Regions from separate parts of the Homo sapiens genome. Here region 1 is linked to region 2. A link is a loop called in an ENCODE intact Hi-C map of the cell type or tissue named here. Cell type or tissue: Caco-2. All regions are shown on one strand. Each heading gives the region's core, and the rest is flanking DNA. Links, peaks and the distances in the headings are about the cores only. Region 1 holds the start of LHB (luteinizing hormone subunit beta). Region 2 has its middle 2.5 kb from the start of KCNA7.

Region 1 (2,900 bases), core at 214-2,713, 57 kb after region 2:
GGAACCAGGGAGGTTGTTTTTGGTGGCTGGGGGCTTGGGTTTGAGTTCCTTGAACAGCAGAAGGTGCTTGGATTTAGGGAGGTGAGGCTGGGAAGGGTTCGGGTATGAGAAAGGAAGCTGAAGTTCCCTGGCGTGGGTGGCAGGAAGGGCTCTAACCCTGGGGCGGGGTGTGAGGGCCGTGGCCGTCATGGCTGTCGAGGCCGAAGGAGAGGGATTCTGAACTCGGGACCCAGGGCTTGGGATGGGGTATGAAATCTATGTCTTGGGTATGCCTCCTCCCCCAATCTTGCTCAGGCTCTAATTGCCTGGACGAAGAACCCCGAGCTGTCTGGCCGGCCTTTCACAGTATCCGACCGGGGCGTCCTGGACCGCCGCCAGCTCTATCTGACCACCTCGGCGCGGGACTTTCGGTTCTATCCCAAGTAAGCCGGGCTCTCGCTCGGCACCGCCTCCTGCACAGCCCCCGCCGTGGCCGGTGCACGCCGAGCCCCTGGGCTGGCTCCCATTCCCTGAGCCGGTGGTCTCAGCCTCGACTTCTGTAGCAGCAAGAACCAAAGTTCAGGCCTCAGCCCCTCCCTTTTTTTTTTAAGCACCCAGGAGTCCTTAGTGTCACCTCTCAGGAACCGCGGTAGGGACAGGAAGCCTGCACAGCGGCTCGAGGGGATTCCGGATCTGAGGGCAGGGCCTCCTTCGGTACTTGAGCCCCCAGATACTCCTTCCCAAGGAAGCGAAAGTCCCCTTTTACTTCCCTAGGATGCGAAAGCTCAGTTTCCAGGACGTTAAGTACCTCGAGGACCCAGGAACGCAGGCAACGCGTGCCGGGTCGCGTCCTTCCTAAGGGGTGCTCGCCTGGAAATGCAGGAGTTTGAATGTGCAGACTCCTTAGATCCCGAGGTCTGAAACTCGTCCCCAAGGATCCAGCTGTATCCTCACCATCCCGCCCTGCTCCCACAGGACGGAGCTGTCCGGATACCCCCGCAAGGACTCCCTGACCTACTGGAGCTTCGAAGAGACGCCCCAGGTCTGGAGCCACGGCCCGCAGCGGCCGCCCTGTCCGCGCTCCTCCCGGCCGCCCCGACCACCGCGGGTCCGCGTGCCGCGCGTCAGCCCGGTGACCTCGGCCATGCCGCACCGGGGAGCCCTGTCTCTGGCTCAGGAGTCCTACAGCCCCCTGCTGCACCCGCTCCGGCGGCTCGACCGCTTCTGCCCGCTGGAGGCGCCCTGGGGCGGCCCGCACTGGAAGCCCCTGCGGGGCATCTACAGCGTGCCGAAAGCCTACAGTACCGAGAACTCCAGCTATGGCAGCTTGAAGCCGGCGCTGGTGTGAGCCGTCAGGGCCAGCCCCACCCCAGACCCGCCCCCAGGGCCGCGCTGCCGAGCGGAGCTCGGGACCTCCGCTCACTAGGAAGGGTTCCGGACCCAGCCTGAGTCGCACTCATTACGTCTATTGGCAACGTGGGGGCGGGACTAGCCCAGACACCCACTCAGCTGCGGCATCACGGAGAGGGGACTAAGTCCAGATAATGTCCTTGCAGGCTGTGGCCCCGGGGGCAAGACACGCACCCTGCGGGCGTATTAAATAATGAGTTAAATCACCTGAACCACACCCACTTCCGGGGACGCTCCGGGCATCCTGGCTTGAGGGTAGGGTGGGCGGAGGTCCCTAAGGGAGAGGTGGGGCTCGGGCTTAATCCCTCCTTGGGGGCATCTGGGTCAAGTGGCTTCCCTGGCAGCACAGTCACGGGGAGACCCTCTCTCACTGGGCAGAAGCTAAGTCCGAAGCAGCGCCCCTCCTGTTAGGTTGGACTGTGGTGCAGGAAAGCCTCAAGTGGAGGGTTGAGGCTTCAGTCCAGCACCTTTCTCGGGTCATGGCCTCCTCCTGGCTCCCAAGACCCCACAATTGGCAGAGGCAGGCCTTCCTACACCCTACTCCCTGTGCCTCCAGGCTCGACTAGTCCCTAGCACTCGACAACTGGGTCTCTGAGGTCACTTCACCGTGGTCTCTGCCTCACCTCTGGCGCTAGACCACTGAGGGGAGAGGGCTGGGGCGCTCTGCTGAGCCACTCCTGCGCCTCCCTGGCCATGTGCACCTCTCGCCCCCGGGGGGATTAGTGTCCAGGTTACCCCAGCATCCTATCACCTCCTGGTGGCCTTGCCGCCCCCACAACCCCGAGGTATATAGCCAGATACACGAGGCAGGGGATGCACCAAGGATGGAGATGCTCCAGGTAAGACTACAGGGCCCCTGGGCACCTTCCACCTCCTTCCAGGCCATCACTGGCATGAGAAGGGGCAGACCCGTGTGAGCTGTGGAAGGAGGCCTCTTTCTGGAGGGGCATGACCCCCAGTAAGCTTCAGGTGGGGCAGTTCCTGAGGGTGGGGATCTGAAATGTTGGGGCATCTCAGGTCCTCTGGGCTGTGGGGTGGGCTCTGAAAGGCAGGTGTCCGGGTGGTGGGTCCTGAATAGGAGATGCCGGGAAGGGTCTCTGGGTCTTTGTGGGTGGTGTACCACGCGGGATGGGAAGGCCAGGACTCGGGGCTGCGGTCTCAGACCTGGGTGAAGCAGTGTCCTTGTCCCAGGGGCTGCTGCTGTTGCTGCTGCTGAGCATGGGCGGGGCATGGGCATCCAGGGAGCCGCTTCGGCCATGGTGCCACCCCATCAATGCCATCCTGGCTGTCGAGAAGGAGGGCTGCCCAGTGTGCATCACCGTCAACACCACCATCTGTGCCGGCTACTGCCCCACCATGGTGAGCTGCCTGGGGCCAGGGGCAGATGCTGCCACCTCAGGGCCAGACCCACAGAGGCAGCGGGGGAGGAAGGGTGGTCTGCCTCTCTGGCCTGCGGTTGGGGAATGGGGTGTGGGAAGGCAGGAACAGAGGGCTTCCTGGGCTCCTGAGTC
Region 2 (2,900 bases), core at 237-2,736:
TGGGAGAAAATAGGAGACAGAGACCAGAAAGATGGTGGACAGAGAGAGATAGAGAAGGCCAAAGACCGTGAAATAAATGGACACAGACCCAGACAGAGGGAAGATAGAGACCTAGAGAGAGGGACATAGAAGTCCAGGGGACATAGAATCCCAGACAGGGTGGGTGCAGTGGCTTACACCTGTAATCCTAGCACTTGGAGAGGCCTAGTACGGTGGATTGCTTGGGCTCAGGAGTAGAAGAGCAGCGTGGGCAACATAGCAAGACCCTGTCTCTACAAAAATTACAAAAAATAGCCATGCATGGTGGCTCACGCCTATAGTCCCAGTTACTTAGAAGAGGTGGGAGGGGCCAGGTGGGGTGGCTCATGCCTGTAATCTCAGCACTTTGGGAGGCCAAGGTGGGCGTATCACCTGAGGTCAGGAGTTCGAGACCAGACTGATCAACATGGAGAACATGTATTTTAGTCTCTACTAAAAATACAAAATTAGCTGGGCATGGTGACACATGCCTGCAATCCCAGCTACTTGAGAGGCTGAGGCAGGAGAATCACTTGAACCTGGGAGGCGGAGGCTGTGGTAAACCGAGATTGCACCATTGCACTCCAGCCTGGGTGACAAGAGCGAAACTCCGTCTCAAAAAAAAAAAAAAAAAAAAGAAGTGGGAGGATCGTTTGAGCCCAGAAAGTCGAGGCTGCAGTGAGCCAAGATTGTGCCACTAGACTCCAGCCTGGGCAACAGACTGAGACCCTGTCTCAAAAAATAAAGAAAGAAAGAAAGAGAGAGAGAAAGAAAGAAAAGAAAAGGGCCGGGTGAGGTGGCTCATGCCTGTAATCCCAGCACTTTGGGAGGCCGAGGCGGGCAGATCACCTGAAGTCAGGAGTTCAAGACCAGCCTGGCCAACATGGCAAAACCTTGTCTCTACTAAAAATACAACAATTGTAGGGTCCAGCCCCACAGGGTCGGTGGGTTTTTCTCCGTTTGCAGAGACGAGAGATTGTGGAAATAAAGACACAAGACAAAGAGATAAAAGAAAAGACAGCTGGGCCCGGGGAACCACCACCACCAAGACACAGAGACCGGTAGTGGCCCCGAATGCCTGGCTGTGCTGATATTTATTGGATATAAGACAAAGAGGCAGGGTGAGGAGTGTGAGACATCTCCAAGGATAGGTAAGGTCCCCTGGGTCACGTATCCACTGGACAGGGAGCCCTTCCCTGCCTGGCAGCCGAGGCAGAGAGAGAGGAGAAAGAGAGACAGCTTACGCCATTATTTCTGCATATCAGAGACTTTTAGTACTTTCACTAATTTGCTACTGCTATCTAGAAGGCAGAGCCAGGTGTACAGGATGGAACATGAAAGCGGACTAGGAGCTGAAGCACAGCATCACAGGGAGATGGTTAGGCCTCTGGGTAACTGCGGGTGAGCCTGACTGATGTCAGGCCCTCCACAAGAGGTGGAGGGGTAGAGTCTTCTCTAAACTCCCCCAGGGAAAGAGAGACTCCCTTTCCTGGTCTGCTAAGTAGCGGGTGGTTTTCCTTGGCACTGAGGCTACCACTAGACCATGGTCCACTTGGCAACGGGCGTGTTCCCAGACGCTGGTGTTACCGCTAGACCAAGGAGCCCTCTGGTGGCCCTGTCCAGGCATAACAGAAGGCTCGCACTCTTGTCTTCTGGTCACTTCTCGCTATGTCCCCTCAGCTCCTATCTCTGTATGGCCTGGTTTTTCCTAGGTTATGATTGTAGAGCGAGGATTATTATAATATTGGAATAAAGAGTAATTGCTACAAACTAATGATTAATGATATTCATATATAATCATATCTATGATCTATATCTACTATAACTATTCTTATTTTATATATTTTATTATACTGGAACAGCTCGTGCCCTCGGTCTCTTGCCTCGGCACCTGGGTGGCTTGCCGCCCACAAACAATTAGCCGCGTGTGGTGGGCGCCTGTAATCCCAGCTACTCCAGAGGCTAAGGCAGGAGAATTGCTTGAATTCAGGAGGCGGAGGTTGCAGTGAGCCAAGATCGCAACACTGCACTCTAGCCTGGGCGACTGCAAGACTCCGTCTCAAGAAAAAGAAAAAGAAAGAAAAGGCCGGGTGCAGTGGCTCACGTCTGTAATCCCAGAACTTTGGGAGGCCAAGGCAGGCGGTCACGAGGTCAGGAGTTCGAGACCAGCCTGGCCAACATGGTGAAACCCTGTCTCTACTAAAAATACAAAAATTAGGTGGGTGTGGTGACGGGTGCCTGGAGTCCCAGCTACTCAGGAGACTGAGGCAGGAGAATCGCTTGAAACTGGCAGGCGGAGGTTGCAGTGAGCTGAGATCACGTCCCCACACTCTAGCCTGGACAACAAGAGGGAAACTCCTCTCAAGAAAAAAAAAAAAAGAAAGAAAGAAAGAAGAAAAGAAGAGAGAAGGAATGGAAGGAAGGAAGACAGGAAGAGAAAGAGTGCCAGGATTAGCAGGGCGTTCGAACCCTTAGTACCTACCTCTCTCCACACCCCCAGCAGAGGGCGACCAGGACTTCTTTCCTGGGAGTCTCAGTGATCAAACCCCTCCACTTCCCCCAAGCCCATCTGATGGAGCTATTTTTATGCAGTGTCACCGGACACCAGTGGCTAGAAGGCCACCGTCTTGTCTCTGCGCCCTTCAGTTCCTGAAAATGACCCTGTGGCATCTCCCCGGCCCACACCCCCAACCCCCGCCCGTTCCGGCAAGACCAGACTCCTTTTGCCAGAGTCATAGCCGCAGCTCAGGTCCTGCTAGGTCTCAGAAAGTCTTGCGAAGAATCCAGGTGGAGACTCTGGAGCGAACTCTGGGGAGAGAATGGGGCGTGTGTGCACATGCTCAGTGGTTTGCAGCTGCCAGAGTGACCCTAGGATGGGACAG

The links. Peaks named below come from ENCODE experiments on the same cell type or tissue, not always from the same donor. Only the 100,000 strongest peaks of a DNase experiment are listed, where the experiment ranks them.
Region 1: a loop joins it to region 2, with 19 times the contacts of the local background. A loop is called at or near these places in 4 of 110 quality-filtered maps.

The regions. Positions count from the first base shown.
Region 1 is chr19:49,016,395-49,019,294 of GRCh38, reverse strand. It overlaps LHB (luteinizing hormone subunit beta), which reads left to right and starts at 2,204. Exons shown (of 3, transcript NM_000894.3): 1 at 2,204-2,228; 2 at 2,581-2,748. The coding sequence starts at 2,214. It overlaps SAXO3 (stabilizer of axonemal microtubules 3), which reads left to right. Exons shown (of 5, transcript NM_001396011.1): 4 at 295-422; 5 at 955-1,327. The coding sequence ends at 1,327. RefSeq lists a silencer at 1,023-1,212 and enhancers at 456-1,379, 1,189-1,483. In Caco-2, for the core only: a CTCF peak has its summit at 1,245; a DNase peak (open chromatin) is centred at 1,374; H3K4me3 peaks cover 1,808 bases.
Region 2 is chr19:49,073,764-49,076,663 of GRCh38, reverse strand. No RefSeq gene overlaps it. Among named protein-coding and RNA genes, the nearest start is that of KCNA7, 2.5 kb to the right of the region's middle. RefSeq lists a silencer at 2,447-2,606. In Caco-2, for the core only: CTCF peaks have their summits at 1,568 and 2,476 (motif pointing right); DNase peaks (open chromatin) are centred at 1,593 and 2,543.